2 separate regions of the Homo sapiens genome follow, and region 1 is linked to region 2. A link is a contact called in ENCODE Hi-C or POLR2A ChIA-PET data. All regions are on one chromosome and are shown on one strand. The core of a region is the stretch at or near the end of the contact, and the rest is flanking DNA. Distances in the headings are between cores, read along the strand shown.

What was found. Hi-C counts contacts between places; a loop is a spot of excess contacts on that map. ChIA-PET counts read pairs that join two places held with the same protein, here RNA polymerase II (POLR2A). Pooled maps may share reads with other maps.
Region 1: POLR2A ChIA-PET joins it to region 2 with 12 read pairs in activated B cell. The contact joins the promoter of SEPTIN3 here to the enhancer-like site in region 2. A Hi-C loop is called at or near these places in 1 of 50 pooled maps. POLR2A ChIA-PET finds 5 or more read pairs at or near these places in 8 of 52 experiments (BJ, CD4-positive, alpha-beta T cell, GM10248 and 4 more).

What each region holds. Positions count from the first base shown.
Region 1 is chr22:41,966,596-41,972,357 of GRCh38, reverse strand. It overlaps SEPTIN3 (septin 3), which reads right to left and starts at 2,915. Exons shown (of 12, transcript NM_001363845.2): 1 at 2,681-2,915; 2 at 1-884. The coding sequence starts at 865.
Region 2 is chr22:41,855,632-41,861,109 of GRCh38, reverse strand. All of the region lies in intron 1 of SREBF2 (sterol regulatory element binding transcription factor 2), which reads right to left. Among named protein-coding and RNA genes, the nearest start is that of SREBF2-AS1, 24 kb to the right of the region's middle. Within about 2 kb of position 1,814, at least 7 of the 41 ENCODE cell types and tissues checked have a DNase peak (open chromatin) inside an H3K27ac peak, as active enhancers do.

The DNA of each region.
Region 1 (5,762 bases), core at 1,666-4,165, 110 kb before region 2:
ATGTGTTTGGTGTGGCTAAATTGATAGCCAAGCTAGGTCTGTTGGTGGCCATTGTGGCTAAATGTCTGGCTGCGTCTGTCCTTGTGTCCATAGCAGTCAAATTCACAGTCGTGTTGGCCCTTTGGAGACGCCCCCGGGGTCTGGGGATCCCCCTGGCCCGGGGCTTGCCTTTTCCTGGAGAAGCTCTGGTAGGCATGTGGTCAGTCACTGAGACAAGGTGCCCCTGGCCCAACGAGCCTGGCTCTGCAAGGACTGGTGCACTCTGGGCTAACCGGGATTGGAAAGGTAAGGCTAGGTAGGAACTCACCAGGGGCTTCTCCGTGGCAAGCATCCTGTTGGATTTGGTCAGACCTGGGTTCCCTGGGCCCTCAGAGTGGACCCTGCCCCCTGGCACTAGGGTCACAGGTGGCGAGCCTGGCGAGGACACCCTCCCTCCTTCATGGGGAGCAGCCTTCTTTCCTGGGGTAGGCAACTCTTCCCAGTGAGAAAGTGGGCGATCCAGGGACCGTGCCTGGCTGTTCTGATGGAGAGTCAAGGAGATGGAGCTGAGCTTCCTGGGTACAAGGCTGCTGGTGGGCAGGGGGCTCAAGGAAGCCCCCAGAGCGATGCCCGTCTCCTGTGGGGGCACACTCCGGGTCCTGGCTCCAAGGCCCAGCCGGCTGGAGGTCTGTGGGATATGGCTTTGGGGGAAGGTATCCAGATGGATGGTCTTCCTGAGGACGGGGGTGAGGGGGGACCCTCCTCCAGGGAGTCTCGAGGGGCGGATAGGGCGCCCCAGCACATGGCTATGGGAGAAGGAGGTTCCCGGGCCTGGAGCTCCATGCGACTGCATCTCTGGAGGAGCAGGAGCAAAGTTGTGGTCCATCCAGGTCGTTTGTCTTTCCCTGAGGCAATCAACAGAGAGAAGAGGCCAGGCAGGGGTGAGGAGCTCAGGCCTGGAGGTCTCAGCTCTCCCCTTCCTGACCAGCAGCTGAGCATGCCGGGTCTGAAGGGGCCTGGTTCTGGGGACTGTCCAGTCCTTAGTGGAGGATGCATGTAACTTCCTCCTGTCCTCCTACGGCTCCTACCTGCTGCAGACTGATCTGTACCTCATACCTACCCCACCCCGGCCAGCCACCACACAGTGGGGTGGGCACGTCCAGTGAGCAGTCTGCCTCCAGCATGGGGCATCTCAGGCTGGGCTTACGTCTCCCTTTGCCTGGGCCTGAGTGTGGCCCCTGTCTCTGTGGACAGCTCTATGGAGGTCACATACATGTTCAGGGACTCCAGAGGAGGGCAGTGCTTACTGGAGACGTCTCTCCCTTTCTCTTCCAGAAAGAACCAAAGGGCTGTGGGTTCCCACCCACAGCAGCCAACATAGGAGCTCAGGTGTCCAGGTGGCAGGATGAGAGAGGACCAATTTGGCTTAGAGCCCCAGAACCAAGAAAGAGCCCTGAGCTGGCCTAGTGCTGGAGTCAGAAACAGAGCCAGCCCTGGAGAAGGTGAGGATGGGAAATGGAGAGGCAGTGAGTGTTCACAGAAGGAGCTTATCTGGTGAACAAGCCATGGTCCCCGCCCTTGAAGAGGCTGCCATGCCCAGGGATGCCAGGCAAGGAAGTAGGCAGGGCTCCACCAAGCTAAGCATTAGGGGTAGAAAGGCGGGAGGCTAGACCTGAGCTGGGGCTGTTCCTACAGAAGGCCCAAAGGTGAGAAAGTGTGGCATCTTTCTGAAAATCCAACATGGGGCTCCTAGGCTGTATGTAGCAGGGAGGGGAGAGCCAAGGCTGCAGGTGAGCTGGGGTCCAGGCCAGGCTACAGCAAAGTTTAGGCCAGGGAATGTGACCCATTCCGATCTGTAGGTGGGAACGGCCACTCGGGCAGTGTGACAGAGGGATCAGATGGGAACAGAATTGAAGCCAGGATCCCATGAGGACATAGTTGAAACTCTCTGCTCCGTGGGCTGTGCAAGGGGCAGAGCTAGGGCTGGGGCTGGAGGAGGCTGCATTGCACAGGGGTAGAAGTGGCGGGACTGCCCAGGGTAGGGAGTGGGCACAAAGAGGTGTCGAGGATGAAGCTCAGGACTCTGGCTGTGGTCTTAGTAGATGGGCCACTCCCTGCTACTCTGGACTCCAAGTAACTCACCCTCTAGAAAAAAGTTGGTTTGGTTGCTTTTAACACAGCAGGCTGGGACCTGCAGCTGGGGGACAAGGCCAGGGCTGGTGGGAGGAGTCAGTTCCAGAGGGCTCATGGGGAGGGGAGTGATCATGTAGCCAGGTCCTTGAGGTCTGCAGCAGGGACGGGGAAGGCAGGGCACCGGACAGGGAAGGCATCACCCCTCACAATGGTGCCCCCAGCCCCTCATCCCTCTCCAGCCATATATTTGTATCCAAGACTGTCCTGGCCTCCAACCCTTTCCCACCTGGCCTATCACTGCAGCCCTGAACTTCTGCCCCCTCCTGCACAGCCACATCCACTTGGGCACACACGTTTACCCTGCACTTAGCCACAAACAGCTCCCCTCAGTGTGCACACCCACACACAGAGCAGGCCAGAGGACAGGGTGTCCGAGGGCATCACCCGACTCCCCATCCCCTCACTGCACTCCCATCTTCCATGGATTGCTTGGTCCTTCCCCACCCCACCCCCACCACCCTCCCACCCCCACAAACCCCCACACCCTTCCACCCCCCTACACACCTACCTTGATCAGAGGACAAGAAGGATCCAGTGTGTCTGGGAAGATAAGGCACACGCAGGCCCCTCACCTCCCCTGCACTCAGAGTCTGGCCATGGTGGCCAGCTTAGGGGCCTTGTCCCTCTGGTCCCCTCCTCAGCTCCTGCTCAGCCTCCAGGCCACAGTCCCCAGGCACAGGGCCCAGCCCTCTGCTCACTGTCCCACCAGCTACATCCCCGGAGACCGTGCTGGGCTGGGCTCTGGTGCAGGGAGGGGCTGGCTTCCTAGGAGTGGGCGGCTGTGAATGGCTGCTCTGAGCCTCTGGAATCCTGAAGAGCCATGGGAGGCTGGTAACGGCCAGGCTGGCACTCACGGCCACCTGCAGGGAGGTTCCCTGCAGCCTGCCCTCCCCAAATCTGCTCTGTCTCCCACAGACTTTGATGCCTGGGGAGTCTGCAGTAAAAACAGGGGTACTCCAAATATGGCTGCACTCTGGTAGTCCCAGCGCGAGTCTCCCTCTGGCTCTGCCTCTGTGCCCTTCATGCCCTGTTCAGCTCTGCAACCCTCAGACCATCTTGCCCACTCACCTGGTCTTTCCTCAAGGGGGCTGGAGTTCCTGGAGGCTAGAGCTCCTTCCACAACTATTCCCTGAGCCCCAGCTTGCTCCAGCTGGACCCTGTACCCAGACCCTAAGGGTGTGAAGAGGACCCCGCCCTAGGCCTGCCCCTGAGGGGACCACAAAGCCACCCAGCCTGGCTCTGGCAATGCCGACTCTCAGCAGCCCCTGGCCCTGGGGCTGGGATGGGAGCCCTCTTCTGTGTTCCCACAGCCCTCGGCTGCCTCTGTCATAGCAGTGGTGATAATAACAATGGTGCTGATAACAGCTACTATTTCCTGAGCACTTGCTCTGTGCCCGGCACCATGCCAGGGCTGGGCGGAGCTCACAGTCTGCTAGGAAGATAGGTATGTAAACAGATCCTATAGTACTGTCCTGTACGGTGATGGCAGATGTCCTCCGAGCACTCACCCTGAGTCAGGAACTAGGCTAAGCATTCTCCTGGCATCTCCTTTAATCTCCGCCTCATCACCTGCTTTTTACCGAGGAGGACATTGCAGCCCACACAACACTGTGTTGTCTGGTCTGCTCTCCTGTGTGTCTCTCTCTTTAGCGAGTGAGCTTCTGGAGCTGCGCTGGGCAATACAACTTTCAGTGATAATGGAAATGTTCTATGTCTGTGCTGTCCAGTACAGTAGCCACTAGCCACAGATGGCTACCGATCACTTAAAATGTGTCTACAGTGACCAAGGAACTGGATTTTTTAGTTTATTTTAATCTGTGGCTACCATATTAGCTCAGCTCTGTTTCGTTTGTTGTTGCTGTTGTTGTTATTAGTTTTTTTGAACAGGGTTTCACTCTGTCGCCCAGGCTGGAAGACAGTGGCGCCATCATGGCTCACTGCAGCCTCTTGGGCACAAGTGATCCTCCCACTTCTGCCTCCAGAGTAGCTGGGACCACAGGCATGCACCACCACGCCCAGCTAAGTTTTTATTTTTTGTAGAGACGGGGGTCTCCCTATGTAGCTCAGGCTGGTCTCGAACTTCTGAGCTCAAGCAATACTCCTACCTCCACCTCCCAAAGTGCTGGGATTACGGTCGTGAGCCACCATGCCTGGGTGGAAAGCTCAGTTATGAAGGTCCTGGATCTTCTTCTCTGGGCCCCAGGGTCTGGCAAAAATTGGCTTCAGTAAGTTTCTTTTTCTTGAGAGTCTCACTCTGTCACCCAGGCTGGACTGCAGTGGCGGGATCTCAGCTCACTGCAACTCCGCCTCCCGGGTTCAAGCCTCAGGATTCTCCTGCCTCAGCCTCCCAAGTAGCTGGGATTACAGGTGTGTGCCACCACGCCTGGCTAATTTTTGTATTTTTAGTAGAGACGGGGTTTCACCATGTTGGCCAGGCTGGTCTCAAACTTCTGACCTCAAGTAATGCATCTGCCTCAGCCTCCCAAAGTGCTGAGATTACATGCATGAGCCACCGTGCCCAACCGGTAAATTTCTTTAGAAAGAAATAATGAATGAATGAATGATTGAATGGTGATTGTGTGGGCCTAGCACCCATCCCTCTTCTTTTTTTTTTTTTTTTTTTGAGACAGAGTCTCGCTCTGTCACCCAGGCTGGAGTGCAGTGACGCCATCTCGACTCACTGCAAGCTCCGCCTCTCGGGTTCACACCATCACACCATTCTCCTGCCTCAGCCTCCCGAGTAGCTGGGACTACAAGCACCCGCCACCACGCCCACCTAAATTTTTTGTATTTTTAGTAGAGATGGGGTTTCGCAGTGTTAGCCAGGATGGTCTTGATCTCCTGTCCTTGTGATCCGCCTGCCTCGGCCTCCCAAAGTGCTGGGATTACAGGCATGAGCCACCGTGCCCAGCCCCTATCCCTCTTCTTATCCTTTCTCTCCCCTTACAGCTTTAGGTTCTCAAACTTGGCTGGGCTCTGGTTACCAGGGCAACGTGCTGGGATCCCAGTGGATGGGGGAGGGCAGCTATCTGGCGCTTCCATGCTTTGAGGCCCTGAGAACTGGCCTGACTTAAGGAAGAACAGAGGGTGCTGGGAAGGAGAGGCACAGCTCTGCCTGGACGGATTGGAGCAAGGGAGACTTTCCTGGGCCCAGCCCCATTGGATTACATGATCTCTGTGAGATAAGCAGCCTTGGGCTGAAATCAGTGGCCCTGGGTTCTCTCCCCACTTTGGCCAACGATTCACCAGGCAACGTCTATCAGATTAACTTGTGCTTCTGGGACTCAGTTGCCTTTTAAAATAGGGATCAGATGCCCTCATGTGGTCGGTCTCTTCTACTTCAAGATCTACAATTCCTCCATCTCGCTCCCTGCCAGGCTGTTAGGGCCTTGAGAGCAAGGCCTGAGTCATGTTCATCTCCGCATCCTCCTGCCCATCTGCCCTGCTTAGAGGCTTAGAGGACACTTCCTGCCCAGTAATTACAGGCCAAGTTTCAGCTGCCCTCTAGGGGCCCAAAGTGACAATGGCCCTCTCCTATCTATACATATGGTGCTTTCCCATCAAAGGAAAGATCCATAGGCCTGGAAGTG
Region 2 (5,478 bases), core at 565-3,064:
TACAAAAATGAGATCACACTGAACATGCTACTTTGCACCCTGTTCCCTTTGGTTAATAAATATGAAGAACATTCAGTGTCAACCATTACAGACGTAACATCATCCTTTTCAGAGTCCCACGGTATCATTCTGTGTGCCATTGTACTGTACCAGTGTATTAAAATTTGTTTAACTTAATGATGAAAAATTGCTTTAAATTTTTCAGCCTTATCTTTTTTTTTTATTTTTTTGAGACAGGGTCTTGCTCTCTTGCCCAGGCTGGAAGGCAGTGGTGGGGCTCAATGCAGCCTCTACCTCCTGTGCTTAAGCAATCCTCCCACCTCAGACTCCTGAGTAGCTGGGACTACAAGCATGCATCACCAAACCTGGCTAACTTTAAAGAAATCTTTTTTTTGTGGAGACAGAGTCTCCCTATGTTGTCTAAGCTGGTCTCAAACTCCTGGGCTCAAGCGATCCTCTTGACTTGGCCTCCCAAAGTGCTGGGATTACAGGCGTGTGCCACCACACCCAGCAAGTTATTCGGCATTATTAACAACTCTTTTGTTCCCCCACTTCTCTATTTTCTTAGGATAAATTCCTAGAAGTTAGATGGCTGGGTCAAAGGACCACTATACATGCTTTGGAAAGGTTTCAAAAATCTATGCTCCTGCTAGTGTTTCCTCACAGCCATTTCTGTCAATCTGATAGTGGAAAAAACCAACATGGAATTGTTTTGTCTTGCATGACTGAGTACTAACTGAGGCTGAAAGTCTTTTTTTTTTCTAAAGTCCCAATTTTATTGAGCATTTGCATTTCTTCCTTTGTAAACCGCCTGCTCTTGACCTTCGTCCATTTTTGCTATCAGGCTATTTTGTCTTTTTTTTTTTTTCACTGATTTAAAAAACTTCCAGATATTATAGATACTTATTCTTCTTAAATGTCTGCAAGTACTTCCCCCACTTTGTTATTTCTCTTTTAATATGTTCAGAAAAAAAGAATGACATAGCAATTAAGAATCACCATGTCGGCCTGGCGCGGTGGCTCACACCTGTAATCCCAGCACTTTGGGAGGCCGAGGCGGGCGGATCATGAGGTCAGGAGATCGAGACCATCCTGGCTAACACGGTGAAACCCCGTCTCTACTAAAAATATAAAAAATTAGCTGGGCGTGGTGGCGGGCGCCTGTAGTCCCAGCTACTTGGGCGGTTGAGGCAGGAGAATGGCGAGAACCTGGGAGGCGGAGCTTGCACCGAGATTGCGCCACTGCACTCCAGCCTGGGTGACAGAGCGAGACTCCGTCTCAAAAAAAAAAAAAAAAAAAAAAAAAAAAAGAATCACCATATCCTAGCCTTGGAACCTGGGGCAAGTTTTACCTCTTTCAGCTGCAGTTTTTCTCAACTGTACATTGTGGCTAACAATTACAGCTAACTCACGGATTGATGAGATAACTCATGTGGAATCTATGGCACCATGCCTGGCACTTAGTATTAGCTAGTACACATTATTCATAGTGGGTTTTTTTTTTTTGACACTTTTGCTTTAACTCTTACTTTGAAAATGTGAATTTGTTCAAATGCATCAGATACATCCAGAAACAATCTGAGCATAATATAAATTTTGCATTTGCTTATGCATGAGAAAAACACTAGGAAGTGCAGAAAACCATATTCGGCTGAAATGAGCCATGCAGGAATGCACAAAATGTGCACACACATACACAGGCACCTTAAACATCTACCAGCTTCATCAGGTCACTGCATGTGTTATGAATCACATTCATCACATTGATGTCAGAACTTTCCATTGGACTTCAGACAGCCCTCCTTCCACCACTTCCTGATAACTCCCAAGCTGTAACCTAATGACACTTACTTCCCACAAGCAAACCTCAGGTGTTTTTCAAGCCAAAGTGCCTTTTCATTGTGGTATTTATATATTTCTTAGTTTTTCTGGTCTATAAAACTGTGTGACTGTTTTATTAGGTCCCCCCACTTTTTTTTTTTTTTTTGAGACGGAGTCTTGCTCTGTCGCCCAGGCTGGAGTGCAGTGGCGGGATCTCGGCTCACTGCAACCTCCACCTCCTGGGTTCAAGCACTTCTCCTGCCTCAGCCTCCTGAGTAGCTGGGATTACAGGCGCCCGCCACCACGCCCAGTAGAGACGGGGTTTCACCATGTTGGTCAGGCTGGTCTCGAACCCCTGACCTCGTGATCCACCCGCCTCAGCCTTCCAAAGTGCTGGGATTACAGGTGTGAGCCACTGTGCCCGGCAGGTCCCTATCTTTTTTAAAAAATAAATCTTTTCCTTTTTTTGGTCACCTATGAGATTTTTTATTGTTGTGATCCTTAACCCTCCATTTCACAGTAAGTTCTGGGTTTCTGTTTTAGAGACAGGGTCTTACTCTGTCACCCAGGCTGGAGTGCAGTGATGTGATCATAGCTCACTGTGGCCTCTACCTCCTGGGCTTAAGGGATCCTCCACTGCAGCCTCTTGGGTAGCTGGGAGTACAGGCACACACCACCATGTCCAGATAATTTTTATTTTTTATTTGTAAGAGAGACTGGGTCTTGCTTTGTTGCCCAGGCTGGTCTTGAACTCCCTGCCTCATGCGATCCTCCCACCTTAGCCTCCTGATTACAAGCATGAGCCAACATGCCCACTCCGTGTTTTTTACTGCATGATTTCGCATGGCATGATTTTTAGAAATGCACATGATGAACTATAGCAGAACTGACTATACACCATTTTTACATTGTATAGTGAAATTACATGGCTTCTGTGTAACGCTTAAGAAAAACCCTCATCCTCAAGATCAGAGGAATAGTCACCTAAACTTTCTTCATTTGTACTTTTCGTTCATTTTATCTTTCATATTAGAGCTGCCCAACAAGTACAAGAACATGGAAATAATAATGGTGTGTGATGTGTGTAGGCCACTGAAAATGAGATGGACCACACCAGTGAGGGAGGTAAATGCAAAATCTAATTCCCAACAAGTATCCTGATTGAATGTACAGAACTGTTTCATCATAATGATCCTATCTCCCCACCCACAATGTTTTTTTCTAATAATTATTTAAAAAACCAAATGTAGACTAGTAACAAACCTGAAGATCAATATGAGATAACCATTTCTCCATTCTACTATTTGTGATCATCACTGCTTTCTCCAGGACCTAAAACATCAGTTACCCACACTCTAGTCACCCAGAGGAGCAGCTGAGGAACTGGGCTCTTTCAACCACATCCTTCAACTGAGAAGCCCTAAAATGCAAGCAATAATATAGGGAACAAAGGGAAGGTTTTAACAGGCAAACCGCTATCTAAAAATCACTCCACTCAAACACCAGGGGGCACATCAGAGCACAGGGACGGTATCATGTCCTTCAAGGGGTTTCTGGGTCACCTTCCTGCGAAGAGTCTGGAGGAGGTGTTGAATGACACAGGATGGCAAGCTGGTGACTCAAGCATCCTATATTTTAAGCAACAGATGAGTGAACTCTTTTACTGGCAAAGAAACCACAAAGAAAAATTGGGTGGAGAGGTGCGGATTCTCAAATGCTTGTTTTGTAATACACACAAAGGTGTCATATATTCCTTTGCATATACCGAATATTACATAATAAAATAAAACAATTCAGAATGAGAAGAAAAAGGAATCATGAAGGAAACCCAAAGGAATTCTCAAATGGTCTTCTGGTCTTCTCTGTCTAGTGCTCTCTCTCCCCGCCTCTCATGGCAGCCCTGGAGGGACTCAGCTCTGCAGGAAAAAGCAGTGGAAGTCCAGGCTTTTCTGGCCCACTATAGCAGGGGACCTGAGCCAGCTCTCATAGTTTGAACAGGAGAGGGATCTGCAGCTCCACTTTCCATTGCTCTTTCTTTTTCCTCCTGCCTTAAGTTCACTCAAGTCTCCTTCCTTAGCATCATGGATTTACCTCTTCACTCCCGTCCACACTCTGCCTTAATTTCAACCATAGCCTCCTACCCAGTGACGAACATCTTCTTTGAGTATCTTGTTCATCCAACAGCCTTTTAAATCAAATCAAATTCTTTTTTTTTTTTTTTTGAGACAGAGTCTTGCTCTGTTGCCCAGGCTGGAGTGCAGTGGCATGATCTCAGCTCACTGCAACTTCTGTCTCCCAGGTTCAAGCAACTCTCCTGTCTCAGCCTCCCATGTAGCCGGGATTACAGCCGCCTGCCACCACGCCCAGCTAATTTTTGTATTTTTAGTAGAGACTTCGTGTTGGCCAGGCTGGTCTTGAACTCCTGACCTTAGGTGATCCACCTGCCTCAGCCTCCCAAAGTGCTGGGATTATAGGCATAAGCCACCGTGCCCGGCCCTTAATCAAATCAAATTCTTTAACACAAGCTTCCAAGCTTCCTATGAACTGCTCCCTTCTGTTCCAAAGGTTTTCACTTCCCACCCACTTTAGTTCATCATCCACCCTGGAAAAGTACTCACTCCCTCTTCTGCACATGCCTTTGAGGGGTGGGGTAGGGCAATCTTTCTTTGAATGTAAGTGCCATGTCTTCTCTTTTCTACTTGTGACCACCCTCTTCCTTTCTCCAAACTCTGAATTTCACAATTCTACTTCAAAACTATTTAAAATTACTTTTACCAGGGACTCTTTTCCACCTCAGATGATCTAGTCATCTTTTAGTTCTTGAACTCAATTGTGATTTATTTTGTTAAAGAAAATTATTGGCCAGGTGTGGTGGCACATGCCTGTAATCCCAGCACTTTGAGAGGCTGAGGTGGCCAGATCGCTCAAGTTCAGGAGTTTGAGACCAGCTTGGGCAACATAGCGAGACTCCATCTCTACAAAAAATACAAACTTTAGCAGGGGGCATGGTGGCACGCACCTGTAGGCCCAGCTACTCGGCAGGCTGAGGTGGGAGGATTGCTTAAGCCTGGGAGGTGAAGGTTGCAGTGAGCAGAGTTTGTGCCACTGTACTCCAACCTGGGTGACAGACCAAGACCATGTCTCAAGAAAACAGGAAAGAAAAATTAACTAAAACTTGGAAATAAGACCAAAAAAAAACGTTATATGCCTCTTTAAAGTTATACTAAAATTCCAGTTACTCAGGAGGCTAAGGCAGGAGGATCACTTAAGGCCAGGAGTTTGAGGCTGCAGTGAGGCATGATCATGCTACTGCATTCCAGCCTGGACAAAATAGTGAGACCCCATCTCTCTAAAAAATAAAAAAACTTGGTCAGGCCTCGTGGCACATGCCTGTAGTCCCAGCTACTTGGGAGGCTGAGGTGGGAGGATCACTTGAGGCCAGAGTTCAAGGCTGCAGTGAGCCACGACTGTACCACTGTACTCAAGCCTGGAACAACAGAGCAAGACCCCTGACTCAAAAAAAAAAAAAAAAAGTTATACTACAGCACTGTCTAAGCTGCCTGCCTAAAAGTTATCTGATGCTCTATGGAACCATCACCTTGTTTGACTTTCTATTTACTACCGATTAAGGCTCCCATTCTGTAAAGTTAGATGTTA